Linked DNA regions of Homo sapiens: region 1 is linked to region 2. Evidence: chromatin loops called from intact Hi-C (ENCODE). Cell type or tissue: heart right ventricle. All regions are shown on one strand. Links, peaks and the distances in the headings refer to the core of each region. The heading gives the core; the rest is flanking DNA.

Region 1 (10,136 bases), core at 1,117-9,116, 530 kb before region 2:
GTTATGTTAGAAGCAGCTTTCTCCAATTCCGGGGTTTATGCCTTTTCCTTGCTCAGGACCTAGTATTGCATCATTTGTTATCCATGGCAATTTTGGTTCACTCAAGAGCCACTGCCAGAAAGTTGTCTTTCCCCACCCCCAGCAGCAAAGCAGCCCCCAAACAAGTCATCTTAGGAATTCCTCAATTCCTGCAGATGGGAAGGAGACAGCCACAGCGCAGCTCACGATGGAAGCAGCACTGTCTTCCCCAGGCTACAGCCTCCATTTGTAAAATTCAAAGCCATGCACAGAGACTGGGGGTGTGGAGCCTGTAAACCCTTTCAAGAAAAAAATAAAATAAAAACAAGCATCATAAGTAAATATCAAAACTAAGAGAGATTTAGGATGCTGGTGAGAAATGTTTTCTATTTAATCTGACCAAGTTATCTAATATCAAGTCTTAAGTGATGCTGGGAGCTGCGAATGGTCATCTCACTCTTCCAGGGGTTTGTCCTTCCTCTCCACCCCCCAGCAAACCCCACACCTGTCGGGCTCAGCGGCATCCTTGCTTACCCACCTTCACCTGAGCTTGCATATAGATGCGATGCAGGCATTTCAACACATGCATTTACCATCTCCCAGGGAAGGTGCTTGGTTTTGTTCATTTGGAAAATTCAAAAACTTTAAAAATTATTCAAAACTTTAAAATATATGTACAAATTAATAATTGAAAACTCACATCCCTAACCCCACTCAGCTCTTTTCCCATGCCCTCTCCCACAAATAACCACTGAAAAAAACTAGCACATTGTTAGCACCCGGGTTTTTTTCTTCTTGTGTACTTTTTGGATCAGGGTGGGGCAAATAAAGAGATAAACCCTAGGAAAGAAGTTGGTCAACATAAACTCTTCAGTACGGCTCCCTCCCTGCACCCCCAGCTGTGATTTTCATCCTGAGGTGTGTCCCCAGGGAGGTGGCGGAGGCAGCTGTACTCAGCGGCTTCTCTGTAGTGCTGGAGAGTGAATTAATCCTGCCTGCCATTGCAAGCAGATTCTTATCCACATTATCAGAAAAGATAGCAGGAGGAAGCCGGCAAGGGTGAGCAGGCCACCAAGCAGACGGTCCTTTATTGTGGCAAACTGCTCCTTTAATTTCTGTGACAGAGTAATACAGAGTCCCAGGCTATGACCTTTTCTCAGGCCATTATGGAAGTCAGATTTGGCTCTGTCAGGAGGCATCATTGGAAGGCTTCATCACACACTCCACACATAATGTGACCCCGCGAAGTGCTGGATAAAAATGGATGGGTGGATCCCACTCTTCCCCAAGCAGCACACACAGCAGGAGAGCCCAGACAGGCGGCAATGTGTGCTGGTACGTGGGCCTGCAGCTACCCTGGACCACACTGCCCTAGACAGGTGGTGGAGGGGAAGCAGAGGTGGAGGGCCCAGCGCTGAGCTGGGCTGAGCTGGGCTGGGCTGGGCTGGGCTGGGCTGGCAGGAACGAGGAAGGAGGAAATGAACTTGATGTTGCACCCTCTGAATAAGCTGCTGGGGCGCCCAAATCACCCCACACTGCAGCAAGGTACGTCCTGAACTCCTGCTGGCCAGAGCTTAGAGGAGCTCAGGGTATCCTTGGACTTGGCAGCTGTCTGGGACGTTGGAAGGCCTCTAGGAAAGAGGCCTAGGACTGTCAGGGGAATTGCCTGCAGCCACGGAGCCAGCCAGTGGCTTAAGTGTCCTGGAACCTGGGTCTCGTGTCCCCTACTCCCATGTTTATGCTTAATCCTGGGTGCTAAGAAGATTGGCAAGAGGAGGAGTGAGGCGGGAAGAAGACAGGCAACTGTTGACTCCAGGGAAGCCATCTTCGGAGGCAAAACCCTAGTGTCCCAGCAGCATTCCACAGAACCTGTTTTGTAGGCAAACGTTCCCACTGCTCCCAGAGGCCTCAGCCCTGAATTGAACAGTCCCAGGAGGCCAAGGCCTGCAGGGGGCACTGTTGGTTCTGTTGAGGCCCTGATGGTGCTCAGCTGGGCCTGGGGGGAGGCGTGAAGATACAAAAGCACCAGGAACTGGCAGCAAGGCTATCCAGCGTGGCCTAACTTGGAGAGACCCCTGTTCTAATTGCAGCTCTGTCACTAAGTCGCCCAGATGACCTTGGGCAAGGAGTAGTTTCTTTGCCTTCATCATCGGCCTCATCATCATCAGCCTTTATGCAGCACTTGCTATGTGGAAGGTACCATGCCAAGCGTTTTATATGGTCTGAGTCACTGAGTCCTCACAGCAATCTGTGATGTGGGTGCTATTACCACCCCATTGTACAGATGAGAAAATCAGGAAATGAAGCCTCCTTGCATTCTCTGGGGTTTCTCAGCTCCAGCACTGGAGGACTCTGTGCTGCTTCTTTGTTGATTCAATCTAATCTAGCCAGAATCAAGGGCACACCCAGGTAGTTAGAGTAAATTACTGCACTGCACCACTGCATTAATATACAAGCCTGGAGACTTCTGGCAATTTGGGGGAGTTTCTGGATCTTTCTGGAAAATTCCTGCATTTTTCTCCCTTCCTTTTCTTCTAGAAGCAGGAGTAAGGGGAGTAGGGGCATGGCAGCCAAGGTTGTAGCATGGGAAAAGGCGTGTCTGTCTGGCAGTTCCAATTCTGTACCTGCTGAGGGCCCTCTTGGGGCCCGCCTTTCCTCCTTTTTTTGGGAAATGTGGCATTGGATTCTCTGACAGCCTTGCCATCTTCTCTATAAGTAGGGGCTCTCCAGGAGGGCAATTAGATACTTCCCTAGGGTCTGAAAATGACCAGCACTCAGATACTTTCCCATAAAGGGGAAGACATGCGTGGCTGTGGCTAAGGAAGTCCCTCTCCCATTCCATCTCCATGGACACCAGCCAGAACATCTACTCCAGGAAGCATCCGAGGTGGAGCTGCCCATGCCAGAGCTTCCCCCAGCACCGTCCAACTAGGGGGTGACCCAGGTGTCTGGCTGGACACTTGCTGCTGGCAGAGTTGTGTCATCATTGCCAAAGAAATCTCAATGGAAACAGCCCGATCTGCTCAGGGGGAATTACAGACTAATGGGAGAAGAGGTGATGGCGATAGGTTCACACATACTCACACATCTAGGAAAGTGAAATGGCTAACCTCCCACAGGAATGGGGCTCAGGTTGAATTCATTACTCACCAAAACGATGCCCAATAAAGAGGGAGATCCGAGTGGAGTGGAACGATTCCAGAAAGTGCCTTAGAAGTGAGGTTTTTAGTTTTTGCTTTTCGGATCTCCCCTCCCCTTCCCGTCCCTTCCTTCTTTTCTGTCTTTTCTTCTTTTCTTCCTTTCTTTTTTTTTTTTTTTTTTTTTTTGACAACATCTTGTTCTATCATGGCTCACTGCAACCTTGACTGGAGGGGCTCAATTATTCTCCCACCTCAGCCTCCCAAAGTGCTCGGATTACAGGCATGAGCCACTGTGCCGGGCTAAGTAGTGAGCTGAGGCAGAACTCCCATCTTTTAAAGGCCACACCCACCCACTACCCTCCCATCTTGACTGATGCCTTGATTGTACCCAGACCTGTGCCAAGGTGCAGGGAAAACTGCTTGCTGATTTAGTCATTTATTTATTCATGCCACAACCCAAAGTTGAAAGTCTACTTGCCAAACACACAGTGCCTGCGGTGATGCAGGGAGATTTTCTTGGAACGGGGATTTTGTCAATCAAGGCTCTAAGTCAGGAAGTACATGGAATACAGGCAGACAATTAAGGACGTTGACATTCTCCATTCTCTTTTTTGGAGAATGGCCCAGTGGTTTTATCCAAGGCTGCTTTGAAGCTCCAAGTTCAACCTGTAAAATGGCGGCCACTATGCATTCTTACGTACATTGAAGCTTGGGTAGCTCCTGTCTGCTCATTGAAGAAACACTTATGATGAACCTGTGTGCCCTGCACTGTGCTGCATGATTTGGGCGGGGAGGGGGAAGATGCAGAGAAACAATAGGTGATGTCCTTGCCACCAAGGTGCCCTTGGGCTCATGATGCCTCTGCTCAGATCCCACCTGCCTGACCTGAATACGCCTGTACCTCTCACCACTCCACTGTCCACAATGTCTGTGTAGCTGGTAGACACTGCCTGGGCTTCAGTACGAGATTGTGTGTGTGTGTGTGTGTGTGTGTGACTGTGTGAATGTGTGTAAGCATGTCTGTTGTGAGAATGTGCATAATAGGGTGTGTGTGAATGTGCCTGTGTGAATGTGAGTGTGCCTGTGTGAGTTTGTCTCTGTCATGTATGTGAATGTGAGTCTGTGTTGCTGAGTGGGTATGCAAATGAGTATGTCTGAGTATGGGTGGGTCTGTGTGTTTATAGGTCTGTGTATGAGTGTGCCAGTATGTGTATTGGTGTGTAAGTGGGTGTGTGGTGTGCAAATGAGTGTACCTGTGTGCATTGGTGTGTGCATCTGTGAGGGGTCTATGTGTGTATTTGTGTCTGCGTGTGTCTGTGTATTTGTAAGGTATCTTGCATGAGTGTGTGAATGGTGTGTGCGTATATGTGTGTAAGTTTTGTGAGTCTGTGAATGAATGTGGGTGTTGGTGTTGTGTGTGAATGAGCATGCGTGTGGTGTGATCTTGTGTGAGGGGGTGTGTCTGTGTGTGAATGAATCTGTGTGAATGTGTGCATGAATGTGTGCCTGTGCGTCTCTGTGTGTATATGTATATGTGATTCTGTGTGTGTGTATATGTGATTGTGTGTGTCTGTGTTTATGTGATTCTGTGTGTCTCTGTGTGTATGTGATTCTGTGTGTCTGTATGTATATATGTGATTCTGTGTGTTCTGTATGTGTATATGTGTGTGTCTCTGTGTATATGTGTATGTGATTCTGTGTGTCTCTGCGTGTGTATGATTGTGTCTGTGTGTATGTGATTGTGTGTGTATATGTGATTCTGTGTGTGTCTGTGTGTGTATATGTGATTCTGCGTGCATATGTGATTATGTGTCTCTGTGATTGTGTATCTCTGTGTATATGTGATTGTGTGTCTGTGTGTATATGTGATTCCGTGTATATGTGATTGTGTGTCTGTGTATATGTGATTCTGTGTGTGTATGTGTGTGTATATGTGATTCTGTGTGTCTCTGTGTGTATGTTTATGATTCTGTGTGTGTCTGTGTGTATGTGTATATGTGATTGTGTGTTTGTGTGTGTGTGTCTGTGATTGTGTGTTAGGGTGTGTGAATGTGAGTGTGTGGGCATGGGCATGTGGGAATGTGTGTGTGAGGGTGTAAATACGTGAGGGTGTGGGGGGGGTGTGTGAATGTGTGTAAGAGAGTGTATATGAATGTGTCTACGTGTAAGTGTGTGTGTGAGCGCGTGTGAGGGTGTGTGAGCGTGAGTACCTGTGAGTGGAGGGGGGGGGGTCTGCGTTTCTGTGTGCGTGTGAGGGTGTGTGAATGTGTGTGAGGGTGTATGTGTGTGAGGGTGTTTGAATGTGTGAGGGTGTGTGTGTAAGGGTGAGTGTAGGGGGTGTCTGCATTTGCGTGTGTGAGGGCGTGTGTGTAAATGTGTGAGGGCGTGTGTGTAAATGTGTGCGTGCGTGTAGGGTGTGTGCGTGGAGGGGACTTCCTTCGGGAAGTGCAGGCTGGGATTTGCCTGAGCCAGGGCGGTCGGGCCGGGGGAGGCCGATGGACTGGAGCGTGTGAACTCCCGTGGTGGGTGACAGGAGCCTGGGTGGAGAGGGCGGCGGCAGCAGGAACGGAAGGGCGGGGAGTTGTGGAGGGCGTGGGGCGGGGAAGCGCTGACCTTGCAGCGGGAGAGGAGCCCCAGTGGGACGCGGGAGCCGGCCGGAGGGAGCCGGCAGGGGGCGCGGCCGCGGCGTCCGGGGAGCTTTGGGGGACCAGAGGGGAGGGAGGGCCCCGTCCTCTCCCGCCGTCCTGGGCGGCCCCGCGCACCCGCTAGTGTCTGAACCGGGGGCTGCGTCCACGCGGACAGAGCAAGGAGGGTGGAGGGTGGAGGGCGGAGGTTGGAGGTTGGAGGTTGGCGGGCGGGGAGCGCCCGGTCAGGCACATCGCCGAGGGGACATCCTCAAGGGCCCGGGCGTGTGGGACGCTCCCAGGTGGCGGATGGGGCGGCCTCCTGATGAGGTTGGGCGTCTTTGGGAACACGTGAGGGCGATGGCCTCGTCTTTGTCCCCGCGCAAGGGCCACATCGCGGGCCCGGGACCCAGGAGCCTCCTGGCCTGGCCACGTCTTGCGGCCGTTTTGCGTTGGCGCCTGAAGATTATCCATCCCCACCCCGCCCGGTTCGTCCAGCGCTGTCTCCTAAAGAGCGGCTCCCGTAAGCCCCGGGGGATTTGCGGCGCGCTGCAGCCCCTCCTGGGCCCCTCCAGCGCGTCTCTGGCTGATCCGGTGTCGTAATCCTGGGTTCTGGCATCGGAGCCGTTGCTATGGGGATCTCACCCACCGATTCAGCATTTTGTGGGTGGGTTCGGTGGGGGATGAATGCGAGGAACCGGGAGATGAATGGAGTGGGGGAGCAGCTCACTGCTGGAGGGCTGGGAGGAATTCTCTGATCCTCTCATGGGGGAGAGGTTTGGAAGCTGGCGCGGAGGAAGTAGGAAAGGGGATGTGTGAGTTTCCTGGGACTGCTTTTAAAAACTACCACAAACTGGTGGCTTAAAACAACAGAAATGTATTTCTCCACAATTCAGGAGGCCAGAGTCGAAATTCGAGTTGTCAGCAGAGTTGCTTTCTAAGGGAGGCTTTGCAGGAGGATCCTTTCCAGGGCTCTCTCCCAGCTTGGGGGCTGCACAGTCCTTGGCGTGGCGTGGCTCCCAGACTCGCATCCCTCCAGTCCCTGCCTCTGTCTTCTTGTGGCTTCTCTTCACAGGAGGAGTGAGCTGGGAGTCAGGGCCTGGTTAGCAGGAACACAACATCCATGGGATCAATCCTGAAGGCTGAGCACTGTGCAAAGGGCTTCCTGAAGGTTATAGGAAGGAACTATTATCATTCGTTTTGCAGATTGGGAAACTGAGGCACAGAGTCCTCTTTCCTCCTGTGGCTTTCTCTTCTGTGTCTCTGTGTCTGTTCCTTTTCTGTCTGGTATAAGAACACCCTTCCGTGGGTTTAGGGCCTACCCTAAGTCAACGATGATCTCGTCTCAAGATTTTTGTTTGTTTGTTTTTGGAGACAGGGTCTGGCTCTGTCACCCAGGCTGGAGTGCAGTGGTGTGATCTTGGCTCGCTGCAGCCTCTGCCTCCCTGGTTCAAGTGATCCTCCCCTCTCAGCCTCCTGAGTAGCTGGGACCACAGGCACACACCACCACGGCTAATTGTTGTATTCTTTGTAGTGATGGGGGTTTCACCATGTTGCCCAGGCTGGTCTCGAACTCGTCGACTCAAGTAATCCGCCCGCCTCGGCCTCCCAAAGTGCTGGGATTACAGGCCTGAGCCATCGCGCCCGTCCCTCATCTCAAGATCTTTAATTACCTGTGCAAAACCCTGTCCCCACATAAGGTCAGTGAGGTTCCCTTTACAGATTCCAGGGATTTGGGACTTGGACACACCTTTATGGAGGTCACTGTTCAACCCATTACAATGGGGAACTCATACAGAAAAGTAGCTTTGCCGTCTTGGACCCAACATGCCAGCCTGTGAGCATCAGGATCAGGGCTGATTCTGCTAGAAATCTGCCTCTTTGCATCAGCAGAGAAGCCCTTTCCTCGCTCTGGAGATCATGCTTTGGAGTGAGTGGTTAAACACACTTCCTCTGCAACGAGACTGGCTGAATTAGGGCCCCGGCTCTGCCACTGACTAGCTGTGAGATTTGGGGAAGCAATGGAAACATCTGTGTGCCTCAGTTTCCCAAGCTGCAAAACGAATGATAATAGTTCCTTCCTATAACCTTCAGGAAGCCCTTCGCACAGTGCTCAGCACTCAGGATTGATCACATGTACGTTGTGTTCCTGCTAACCAGGCCCTGACTCCCAGCTCACTCCTCCTGTGAAGAGAAGCCCTTTACTCCGTCCTCCTCAGGGAACCCTACAGAAAGCTTCCCACCTGCAGTACCTTTGTGCACCAGCATGCTTCAAATGGGTGTCAGGTGGGTGGAGACTTTGACCCCCCTCAGCCCCGGAGAGCCTGAAGCTCCGGGTCCCCGCCTCCACGGTGGGCAGCTTCTCTTGTTTGCCTGGGTGCGCCATCCCAGCCCTCTCATTTCATCATTTCACAATGTTCCCAGAGAGAAACTTCCCTTGTCTTTGGCAACATGAGAAAATCAAGGACAAGTCAGTGAGTTTTTCCTTTAAGTTCACTTTTTTTTTTTTTCAAGCTGCAAAGACTATCTTTTGTTCAGATTTTTGGCCTTCTTCCATTTTTAGCATGAAGTGTGTTCTGCCTTTGATGACAGAATAGTGACGATGGGCAAGCCACCGCTTCGTTGCTTGCTTGTGTTTCAGTGTCCTTAGGTGGCAAAATAGAACGCTGGAATCCTTATGTAAGCTCCAGATTACTGGAAACTTCCCTCGTCTATGAAATCTCAAAGTCTGGGAACCACTGCTGTGGAATTTACAAAACATTTTCAGGCACATAATCTCACTCATTTCCCATTTGACAGGTAGTGACAGATAATAAGGCTCCAGGATATTTTTTTTGACTTGGCCAAGGTCACATGGCTGGGAAACAGGGAAGGCAGGACTTCCCATCGAAAGCCACGCCTGCTTACCACGAGGAATAACTGAGACTCTTTTCTCTAGCACGGGAATCTCACACTGAGTCCCCCATTTCAGAGCAGCCGTCAGTCTAAAATGGGTCTGTCTTCTCCTCCTGTAGGAGTACAGTGTGTGCTGTTCTCAACGAACGCCCCCCTCCCAGCACCCTTTAGGTGCTGTGGATGCCCCTGAAACAAGGCCTCAGACTTGGCTTGGACTATGGGTTCCATCCATAGGGTTGGCCTCATTGATCAGCGTTACAGGAAGGCTTCGAGGTGGCTCCCTGTGACCGTGTTGTGAGCAAACCATTCCTGGCATCCCACCTTGCAGGTGAGGAGACTGCCTCCTAGCCGTGGTAAGTCCCAGCACCCCACGCTGCCTCTGTGGGTTTGGAGGTCTGGCTCATTCTGTTCACGTGGGATGGTGGGATTCAGCAAAAATGGGAGAGTTGGGCTGTGAACTCTTGAAGGTCAGCTCGTCCAGGAACTCATTTCGTGCATGTATACTGGCACCTGCTATGCAGTGGACACCGTTCTAGGCACTTGGGATACATCAGGGGACAAAACAGATGAATAGCCCTGCCTTCCTAGAGCTGACATTGTAGGAAAGAAGGAAGATGGATAATAAACAATAGATCAACAAATAAGGAAATTAAATCGCAGGTTGGCAGGTGGTAAGTGCTACAGAAAAGAGGAAAAGTGGTGGGAAAGGTGGGAGTGTCAGGAGGGGGTGAAGTGGGTCAAACCTACAATGGCCTGGCTAGAGAGTCTGCTAGTTTCCTGTTTCTCACCAAAGCATCCAAAAGATTCTTTAAGATAAGATGTAGCAAGTAGCACCCTGTTCCTCCAGCCCATGCAGTCAGCGGTTCTTTACTCTGATGGAGGAATCTACCTAACTCTGTAGCTACAACGGAGGCTTCAGCTGGTCCCCCTAGGAGCTTGTAAGCCAGATGGTCCACTTGAGGTGTCCCAAATGTGGCAGGGAAGCTGTGTCAACCGTCTCTGGGTACAGGCTGTCCCTGGGGAGGGGGTGTGACTTTCAGCATCAGCAGCCAATACTCCCAGCAACTGGGGAATGGCTGTGTTGGCCCTGACAGGGCATCGGGGCAGCACAGCACCTCACCCACAACAGGGAAGAAGACCCGTGGAGTGTGGTGATGCACACAGAGTCTTCAGCAAATTGCCTGGCCTATAAGGATGCTTGCCAGTGTGATGGGCAGTTTTCTGAAAGGTAGTGCTCCCTCCTCCACGAAGCATTTTCTTGACTTGACTTCCAGGAGCTCACAGACTCCTGGTTTCCCTCCTACCTCCCTGGCCACTGTTGCTGACTGTTGCAAACATGCCTCAGGACTCAGTCCTTGGAGCGTTTGTCCCTGCCAGCTGTGCACGCGCTCATGCATTCTCATGCCTTTAAATACCATTTATGAGCTGAAGACACTTAAATTTTTATCTCTTCCTTGAA
Region 2 (10,136 bases), core at 1,440-9,439:
CCTCCGGGCTTCTTCCAAACACTGGGGCTCCATCAAGATGCCTACATCCTTCCTCGTGGAGGGCCCCTCACCATGGCAGGGGGAGGATGAGGGCCTGGCCCTCGGTGGGCTTGGAGGCCCCTGGCCCTCTGGCTTGGGGGACATCTCCCAGGGTGTGGCTAAAAGGCCCCACTTCTCTGTTTGCAGGCATCGCCCCTAACATCACCAGAGGCCCCCTGGACAGCACGGTGATCGATGGCATGTCAGTGGTGCTAGCATGTGAGACCTCGGGGGCGCCCCGACCAGCTATCACTTGGCAGAAAGGTAGATGGAACACACCTTCAGAGAGTGTGGCTGGGTGATAGCCTAGAAGAGTCTTCAGAACTAGGCTCTGGAGCCAGCCAGGTTGGGTTCCCCACGTACACTTGTGAAGGTCATACACTGTACAACCCAAGAGAGCATCTCTCGGCCGGGCGCGGTGGCTCATGCCTATAATCCCAGCATCTTGGGAGGTTGAGGTGGGCAGATCACCCTGAGGTCAGGAATTCAAGACCAGCCTGGCCCAAAGTGGTGAAACCCGGTCTCTACTAAAAATACCAAAATTAGCCGGGCATGGTGGCAGTTGCCTGTAATCCCAGCTACTTGGGGAAGGGGCTGAGATAGGAGAATCGCTTGAACCTGGGAGGTGGAGCTTGCAGTGAGCCAAGATTGTGCCACTGCACTCCAGCCTGGGAGACAGAGCGAGACTCCGTCTCAAAAAAAAAAAAGAGCATCCTTCACATCCCAGCCTTGCCAGGCTCAAGGTCCAGCTCTTCATCTTCCAAGACCTGCCACCCTGGTGAGTTACTAACTCACTCTGAGCCTCAGGTTCCCCATCTGTAAACTGGTGACAATAATATATATACCCCAGGGTGATGTGAAGACTAGACTATAGCGTGCATGTGAGGGTCCTGCATTATGCCTGGGAGTCCGAAAGCCCAGGAAACGATAGGTGCTTGATGATGAATATTATTCTAGTGGTGGCTGCTGCCAGTCTCCTACCCCAGGCAGCTCAGAGGGCTCCAGATGGCGGAACCAGCAAAGCCCAAGCCACCTCCCTAAGGCCATCTGCCCTGTGTGCTTCCTCTTCACCTCTGTGTGTGCACACTCACCTTCACAACTCTCCCCTGCACACACACACATATGCACACACACGCATGTGCACACACATGCACACACATACATGCACACGTACATACACATGTGCACACATATGCACACACATGTACATACACATGTGCACACACACGTACAAACACAGTTGCTCCTTCACACCGGCAAGCCCCAGCTCAGAGGTGCCTCCTCCAAGGACTCACCCTGCCCCAGCCCCCAGCCCTCCCCTCCAGCCCTACCTCCTTCACTCCCCACCTTCTCATGCATTTGGTCATCGGCTTATTTACCTAGCTCATGGCCTGTCTCCCCACAAAGTCAGGGGTGTCGGTTTTGTCCACTGCCGTCTCCCAGGACCTAGAACAGAGTCTGGCACACGGTAGGCACTCAATAAACATTTGTGGGGATAATAGGGGCACACCTAGGCACGTGCTTACACATGGAAATAAACACATCCACCCAGCACACTCAGTTCACTGTGCCTGCACGCATGTACAAACGGACATGCGACCCCCAGATGGACACATGGAGATTCCCTTCCTTACGGGGGTGGGGGGTTCTTTAAAATAGACATAGTCACAAAGACCTGCATTCCCAGGCTCACTCCTGCAGGTGCACTTGCACTCTCTCTTTCTCCCCCTCTTTCTCTGGCCAGGACCCTCCCAGGCTGGGCCCCAGGCTCCCTGGGTCCCCCTGCAGAAGGAGGTCTGTCCTGACCAGGGCTGCTGCTGGGGGACAGCGTGTCCCTCTCTACCCCACCCCCACTCCAGGCAGCTCCCGTCACTTCCCTTCACTCTCTTGAAGGTGACTCTCCCCAGAAGCATCCTGCCGCAGGATGCCCGTCATCACCTTGTCAGAGCTGTCCCCCCGCCAGCTCCCCCAACCCGGGTGCCAGCTGCCTCTGAGGGCTGTGCCGGGCTACTGCTCACCGTCATCAGGAAACTGCGCCCCCTTCTCTGTTGAAGGGCACGTGGTGTGGCGGGCACAGGAGCATCAGGGGACCTGGGCTCTAGGCTGCCCGCTCTGAGACCCTGTGCCCTCGTGTCCGTCCCTAAGCCAGAAAGCTCTCCAGGTCTCTCAGCCCCCACCCCAGCCCCACCGCCATCTGTCCTCATTCCTTCCAGCATTTCCAGAGCCAGGGGCCTGTGGGGGGACCATGCTGCCCTGGAGCGGCCAGGGAAGGGCAGGGTGTGCCCTTGGGGGCTACAGGCTGACCCCCACCCTGTTTTGCCCTCAGGGGAGCGCATCTTGGCCAGTGGCTCTGTGCAGCTGCCTCGCTTCACACCCCTGGAGTCGGGCAGCCTCCTCATCAGCCCCACACACATCTCCGATGCGGGGACCTACACCTGCCTGGCCACCAACTCTCGGGGGGTCGATGAGGCCTCAGCAGACCTAGTCGTTTGGGGTGAGTGTGCAGAGCCACAGGGCTTTATACATTTGTGTGTGCGTGTGTACATCCCTGTAGGTGCTGAGGACTCAGGACAGCTACGGGGCACAGGCTCATACCACCAGTGTCTCCATCCCCAGTGTCTGTCCCAGTCAGGGCCCTTCTCATCAGAGGGACAGTGACAAAGTGGTTCAGAGGCCAGGGACTAGGAAGATTCTGCCGGTGATGCTATGCTTGGCCGACTTGAGAGAACATTGAAGTTATAGGAGAGCTGCCTTCATATATTTTAGGGCAGAAATCGGCAAATATTTTCAAGAAAGGGCCAGATCATAAATATTTTAAGCTGTGTGGGCCAGACGGTCTCTGTCACAACGACTCAACTAGCTTCCGTTTTATCTAGAAAGCAGCCACAGACGGTATGTCATCCAATGGGCGTGGCTATGTTCCAGTAAGGGTTTATTTAGCCAAAAAGGCCACCTGCCGGATTTGGCCCCCAGCCTGTAGTTAGCCGACCCCTGCTGTAAGAGAGCTTCTCAAGCCACTTCCAACTTTGGATCCACACCCAGCATACCTGTGGGCCACTTGTCTGGGCTGAGCCCAGGGGTCCTGGTGCATGAAGCACTAGACTGGAAATCAGAAAGCCCTATTTTTACCCTGGCTGGACCACTGATATGCTGAAAATATGGTCCTGATCGTCCTTAGAGTTTGGTCTCTCCATCCCATACATGGTTTGTGAGAGCAAAATTTAATGAGCCCCAACTATGACGTGGCTTCCAAGAATTAAAGTACCAGGGAGCTCATTGTTCTTTTTAACCATTTGGGGGCTTTCATATGGTATCCACCCAGAGTCCAGCCACACAGCCCCCACACCTCTTCTCACCATGCTGTCTCCGCTGTATCTTTCAGCTCGGACCCGCATCACCAAGCCCCCCCAGGATCAGAGTGTCATCAAGGGCACCCAGGCCTCCATGGTGTGCGGAGTGACCCACGACCCCCGAGTAACCATCAGGTACTGGCTCTGCTGTTGACTCCAGGCAAGAGGGGAGGGGGAGCCTCTGGCAATAGCTTGTAGCTGGGCGAGTGTCCACATTAGGGAGGTAACAGCTGCAGAGCCACGCCTTCTCCTGGGCAGTGGCATTTCCAGAGCTGAGTGCAGGGCTGAGAGGTAGGGGGTATGAAATAAACACCCGGGAACTGAGCTACCCTGAATTGAGTTAAGCCAGTTTCCAAGGTGGGAGGAAAAGAGGAAGGGGTGCAGAAAGATGAAGTAAGAGGAATGGAGGAGGGGGTGAGGGAGGGGAAAGGAAGAGGCTTGTGGGTTAGTGAGCATGGAAGGGAAGGAGCTGCTGTCTCTGGCCCTGGACGCCACTGCTAGTGTCCCCCAGCCCACCCCAAGTCTTTGGCCCTCTGGCCTCTGAATGGGCAGCAGAGGGGTCTGGGCAGGCGGATATGGGATCAGCTATAGGGGTGGGGCAGGAGATGACCCCTGGGGGGACCCTGCAAGAGAAGCACATGTGGGAAACTGAGCCTCCAAACCGAGGTCACCCCACCATCTTCCATGGCCAAGCCGGGACCTTGGCAAGGGACTTGGCTTCCAGGTAACTCAGTCCCGCCTCTGTGGAAGCCACTAAAAGGGCTGGGAGGAAGCAGCCAAGAAAGGTATAAAAGCCGGGACCCCTCCCAAGCACCTGAACCAAACCCTACCCCCACCCCCAAGGCTTTGGAAGCTAAAACCAGGAGGAGATTGTCCCTGCCTTCTCTTCCTTGAGCTCCAGAATGCTGAGGGAAATGCAACTGCTTCCTTAGAAATAAATATTCCCTGCGTGTTGCTTCTCTATTTTATGAGCAATATCACTGTCAAAGCAACTGGCACCGAGGCTAGAAGGGGCCGGCGCTCCTGCACTGGGAGAAATGGCCTCCTCCTCATGCCGAAGGCAGCTGCGTCCTGGGGCGCCATCTGGTGGCCACTGGACCTATGACAGTCTGTACAGCCACCCCCAAATGAGACTCCGGGGAGCCCAGGTTGGTACAAGGGGCTCCAGGCTTTTGGCCAACACTGATTCTCAGAGAACATATCAGCGGCCCCAGTTTGAGAAACACCTCATGAAGTGTTGACCACTTAAGGCAGTCATCACATGACGCTAGCACAAATGCAAAAATGTACATAGATGTATTAATAGTTAGAAGATTTTTGACTGAGATTCCAGAATATGCTTATTTCTGGGTTTAATAGATTTTTCTTAAAAAATTAACATACCAACTGTAAAAAAGGTCCTGGGAGAGAACCCACATAGAATACTGCTGTGTATCTCGGGCCCATTCATTGTGTAGTAGCTATACTTTTAGCATTCATTAATAGGGAAATTCTGAAATTCAGTATACTTTAAATCAGACTTTATTTATAAAAAAGATGACTTACTTATAAAAAGTGTCAACTTATTTGAGAAAGACATACATTGTATTCATTCTCTAGACAGTTACTGATGCATAATGGGATTCGGGGGTCTCTTGCAAAGTAACCTGCAGACCCACTCTGTAGGCCCTTCCAGTGAACTGCAGGTCAGAAATCCCTGTACCAGGTTACTGAAGGGAGGTCCTCGCCTTAAACGGAATTAACCATCTAGGACCATCTTTTCATCAAAGGGATGATTCTGGGGAGCAGAATCATCCCTTTATCCCCCCCAAAATTGGCAAAGTCTATGCCCAAGGCCACCCCAGCAGCTCCCACCCCAGTCTGTCTTCCTTGGACTGGGGGGACGGGGACATCCCTTCTACCCTCCGTCTTGAGGTAGATCTTGGGGATGGGGTGAGACCCAGACCTCAGCAATTTTAAGAAGCTCCCCAGGTGATTCTAATGTGTCACCAGGATTGAAAACCCTGTTCTATCTGCAAAACACAGCAGGGTTCCCTAAGCAGACTATTAGGTGGGTGCAAACGTAACTGCGGTTTTTGCCTTTGAAAGGAATGGTCAAAACTGCAATTACTTTTGCACCAACCTAATAGAAAGGATCTCAACAACCAAACCAGACTAAAGTGGTGCCGCTGAATCCTGAGTGACACGTCCTCAGAGCAAAGCCAGGTGCAGGGGTGAGGGCCTGGGCGGGTGCAGGTTTCTAGCATGAAAACCTCCAAAATAGTTCTAGAAAAAAACACTCTGGCCAGGCGCCGTGCCTCACGCCCATAATCCCAGCACTTTGAGAGGCCGAGGCGGGTGGATCATGAAGTCAGGAGATGGAGACCATCCTGTCCAACATGGTGAAACCCCGTCTCTACTAAAAATACAAAAAAAATTAGCTCAGCCTCCCAAAGTGCTAGGATTACAGGCGTGAGCCACTGTGCCCAGCTGGATTTTGGCCATTCTAATAGCTGTGCTGTGATATCTCGTTGTTGTTTTAATTTGCATTTCCCTAATGACATATGATGTACAGCATCTTTTCATTTGCCTGTTGGTCTTCTGTGTACCTTCTTTGGTGAGGCATCTGTCAATGACTATTTTTTAATCAGATTGTTTTCTTATTGCTGAGTTTTAAGAGTTCTTTGTAGATTTTGGATAGCAGTGCTTTATCAAAGATATCGTTTACAAATATTTTCTTCTAGTGTGTGGCTTCTCTTTTTATTCTCTTGAAAGTGTCTATCAAAGAGCAGCAATGTTTGATTTAATGAAATCCAGCTTATCTGTTCTTTCTTTCATGGATTGTGCCTTGGGTGTCGTATTTAAAAAGTCATTGCCAAACCCAAGGTCATCTAGATGTTCTCCTGTATTATCTTCTAGGAGTTTTATAGCTTTGCATTTTACATTTAGCTCTGGGATCCAATTTGAGTTAATTTTTGTGAAGGGTGTAAGATCTGTGTCTAGATTTTTTTTTTTTTTTTTTTTGCATGTGGATGTCAAGGTTTTCCAGCACTGTTTGTTGAAAAGACTTCTTTTTTATTTTTATCTTTGTTTTTGTTTTGTAATTGATTTGTTGGAGAAACCAGGTTCTAGAAGACAGAGGTCAGCAATCTTTGCTGTAAAGGACCAAAAAGTAAACATTTTAGGCTTTAAGAGAGCCATATGGTCTTGTCATGACTACTCAACTCTGTTTATAGTGCCAAAGCAGCCATATGTAAACAGGCACTAAGTAAACAGATGGGCATGTCTGTGTTCTAATAAAACTTTATTTACACAGACAGGCAGCAGGCCATAGTTTGTTGATCCTGCTATGGAATATTCAACACTCTGGATTGGCCTGGCTGCTGTCTCACAGTGTTGTTAACCTGTTCTTCTATCCTCTGTATTTATAATTCAATTTCAGTAACTGCTAATTAGATTCATGTTCAATTGTTTTGGCACAAATACTTCACAGGCAGTGATCTCTGCTTCCTAAAGCACCACATTCTGAAGCAAAGAATGTCTGCTTGCCATAGGCTATTTCTTTTTTTTCTTTTTTTTTATGAGATGGAGTCTCGCTCTGTCACCCAGGCTGGAGTGCAGTGGCACCATCTCGGCACACTGCAAGCTCTGCCTCCCGGGTTCACGCCATTCTCCTGCCTCAGCCTCCCGAGTAGCTGGGACTACAGGCTCCCGCCACCACGCCTGGCTAATTTTTTGTATTTTTAGTAGGGACAGGGTTTCACCGTGTTAGCAGGATGGTCTCAATCTCCTGACCTCATGATCCGCCAGCCTCGGCCTCCCAAAGTGCTAGGATTACAGGCATGAGCCACCGCGCCCGGCCCCCATAGGCTATTTCTTACATGGGAATTACTCTCTGCAACTAAATTTGCTTTTAAGTAAAATTCTGCCCATCCTGTGAGTGCTGGCAAGTCCTTTCTAAATAAAGGGATGAATTGAAGGTGATTACTGTTGTTGATTTGTAAATAGGTATTAAAAGACTTAAAAATTAACTCAACGATTTCACTGCTGAGAATTTGTCCTTGAGGAAATGATTTGGAATGGTTGTAAACATTTTGCCATAAGGACCACAGCTTTAACTATAATATTAGAAACCAAGGAGCTAAACTGGATGTCCAACATTATGGGATCGGTTAAATTACAAAACAGCTGTACTGACACATGTGCATCCAATAAAAAATCATGGTGTGGAAATATCACATCAAAAAGAGTTTATGATATTTTTATTGAGTCAAAAAGCAGCTTTAAAAACAGGATGACTGGTCAGGCGTGGTGGCTCAAGCCTGTAATCCCAGCACTTTGGGCGGCAGAGGCAGGCGGATCACCTGAGGTCAGGAGTTCAAGACCAGCTTGGCCAACATGGCAAAGCCCCGTCTCTACTAAAAATACAGAAAAAAAAAAAAAAAAAAAAAAAAAAAAGCCCAGCATGGTGGTGCAGGCCTGTAATCCCAGCTACCAGGGAGGCTGAGGCAGGAGAATTGCTTGAACCCGGGAGGCGGAGGTTGCAGTGAGCCAAGATCGCACCACTGCACTCCAGCCTGGGCAACAGAGTGAGATTCTGTCTCAAAATAAAATAAAATAAAATATAAAAATAGGATGGCTGAATAGATTGCTGTATACCATTCATGTAAATATACTGTATCATTTAAAATATGTAACAAAGGCTAACTGTTACTGACCGCTTGCCGTGGTTCAGGCACTTCTCTATTTTATATTAGCTTGCACAATCCTCACAGCAGTGCTATGAGGTGGGTGGTGTTAGTTTCCTCATATTACAGGTGAGGCAACTGAGGCCTAGCAAGGTTAAATAAACTCACCCAAGGCCAGGCGTGGTGGCTCACACCTGTAATCCCAGCACTTTGGGAGGCTGAGGCAGGTGGATCACTTGAGGTCAGGAGTTAGAGACCAGCCTGACCAACATGGTGAAACCCCATCTCTACTAAAAATACAAAATTAGTCGGGCGTGGTGGTGCTCGCCTATAGTCCTAGCAACTCGGGAGGCTGAGCCACGAAAATCACTTGAACCTGGGAGGTGGAGGTTGCAGTGAGTCAAGACCGCACCACGGCACTCCAGCCTGGGCGACAGAGCCAGACTCTGTCTAAAATAAATAAATTCATTAATAAATTAGCTCACCCAAGATCACAAAGCTGGAAAGTAGCAAAGCCAGCATTTGGCCTGAGAGTCTGACTCCTGAATGCAGCAGTGCTGCAGTGCACTGCCTATCCGGGCGGGGAAGAAGGGTCTGGAAGATATGCACACATTCAAATGTTAATCGTGGTTCCCTAGTATCAGAAAACTTTTGAGTTTTCTTTTTCTTTTCCTTTCTTTTTTTATTTTTCTTACCCGTACTTTTTACTTTTCTGTTGGTTCTGCTTCTGTTTTTTGGGGGGGCTTTTTGTGTGTTTTTGAGATGGAGTTTTGCTGTGTCGCCCAGGCTGGAGTGCAGTGGCACCATCTCGGCTCCCCGCAACCTCCACTTCCCGGGTTCAAGTGATTCTCCTGCCTCAGCCTCAAGAGTAGCTGGGATTACAGGCACTGGCCACCACGCCCGGCAAATTTCTGTATTTTTAGTAGAGACAGGGTTTTGCCATGTTGGCCAGACTGGTCTCAAACTCCTGACCTCAGGTGATACACCCACCTCGGCCTCCCAAAGTGCTGGGATTACCGGTGTGAGCCATGCACCCAGCCTGGTTCTGCTTTTGAAACTTAGGTTAAAAATATTACAGATTCACTCTCCCTAGTTATCTGACATTATGTAAACCCAGATAGTCCTGGGAGCCAGCAGCTCAGGCCCCCACCCTGTACCCCAGCTGAACGGGGCTATTTGCAAAGCATCTCAGCCACCACCGGGTTCCTCACACTTGTACTGAGAACCAAGGCCAACCTCGCCTGGGTTCATTGTGTGGCATCCTGCCCCCCAGGGCTGGCACTCCCTGTATGTTGATGACAATGATAATGGTTCTATTTCCTCAAGAACAAATTCAGAGAAGATATTTTTTATTGTCAAGCACTGATGCGTGTGTAATTTCTCAAGCCCCATTTGTATTGACTGACCGAAGCTAAAGGGATTTTTTTGGACACTATAGTCAATTTGTCACACTGATGCATTGATATAATGATTCCCCTCATAAAACTAATTCAGAAATGTGACTATGAGGAAACTTGCATTCCTTTTTTCAGCTGTAATCTTTCAGCCTCTTCAGAAGAATACCTTTCACTGGCTGTTTTGCAAGCGCTTCTGGCCAGAAGCAACAACGCTTTGACCCAACCTGAACTGAAGGTGTAACGACCAATAATGACTGAATGCGTTCGCTCTCCCACTCTCCTGCACCCTCCCCGCAGGAACGATGGGCTTCCAGACTGTTTGGCCTTCAACAGTGTCCCGCTCCCCGATCCCAGTGTCCTGCCTGGCTGTTGCCTGCAGTTGTCCTCTGCCCAGCTTTGGAGCTATTTTCTCGGGACAAGCTTCAGGCTAGGCCCACTCCCAAGGTACCTTCCTCTCCCTCTGTACTTACGGGTTCTTCTTACTTTTAGGTACATCTGGGAGAAGGACGGGGCCACCCTGGGCACGGAGAGCCATCCTCGTATCCGCCTGGACAGAAACGGCTCCCTGCACATCTCACAGACGTGGTCGGGAGACATCGGCACGTACACCTGCCGGGTGATCTCAGCAGGAGGCAACGACTCTCGCAGTGCCCACCTGCGAGTCAGGTAAGGGCAGCCCTCCC

Evidence for each region. A loop is a pair of places that touch in the nucleus more often than their neighbours do. Peaks named below come from ENCODE experiments on the same cell type or tissue, not always from the same donor. Only the 100,000 strongest peaks of a DNase experiment are listed, where the experiment ranks them.
Region 1: it touches region 2 in a loop (4-fold over the local background); 42 of 110 quality-filtered maps call a loop at or near these places.

Annotation. Positions count from the first base shown.
Region 1 is chr17:73,948,613-73,958,748 of GRCh38, reverse strand. LOC105371888 (a long non-coding RNA gene) reads left to right here and starts at 7,889. Exons shown (of 6, transcript XR_934962.2): 1 at 7,889-8,068; 2 at 8,797-9,005. In heart right ventricle, for the core only: CTCF peaks have their summits at 1,771, 1,975 (motif pointing right) and 5,824 (motif pointing right); DNase peaks (open chromatin) are centred at 1,985 and 5,848; H3K4me3 peaks cover 989 bases; H3K27me3 peaks cover 4,237 bases.
Region 2 is chr17:73,423,899-73,434,034 of GRCh38, reverse strand. It overlaps SDK2 (sidekick cell adhesion molecule 2), which reads left to right. Exons shown (of 45, transcript NM_001144952.2): 10 at 187-303; 11 at 2,366-2,533; 12 at 3,422-3,524; 13 at 9,943-10,119. Among named protein-coding and RNA genes, the nearest start is that of SDK2-AS1, 85 kb to the left of the region's middle. RefSeq lists an enhancer at 4,531-4,580. In heart right ventricle, for the core only: CTCF peaks have their summits at 4,273 and 4,477 (motif pointing left); DNase peaks (open chromatin) are centred at 2,990 and 4,444.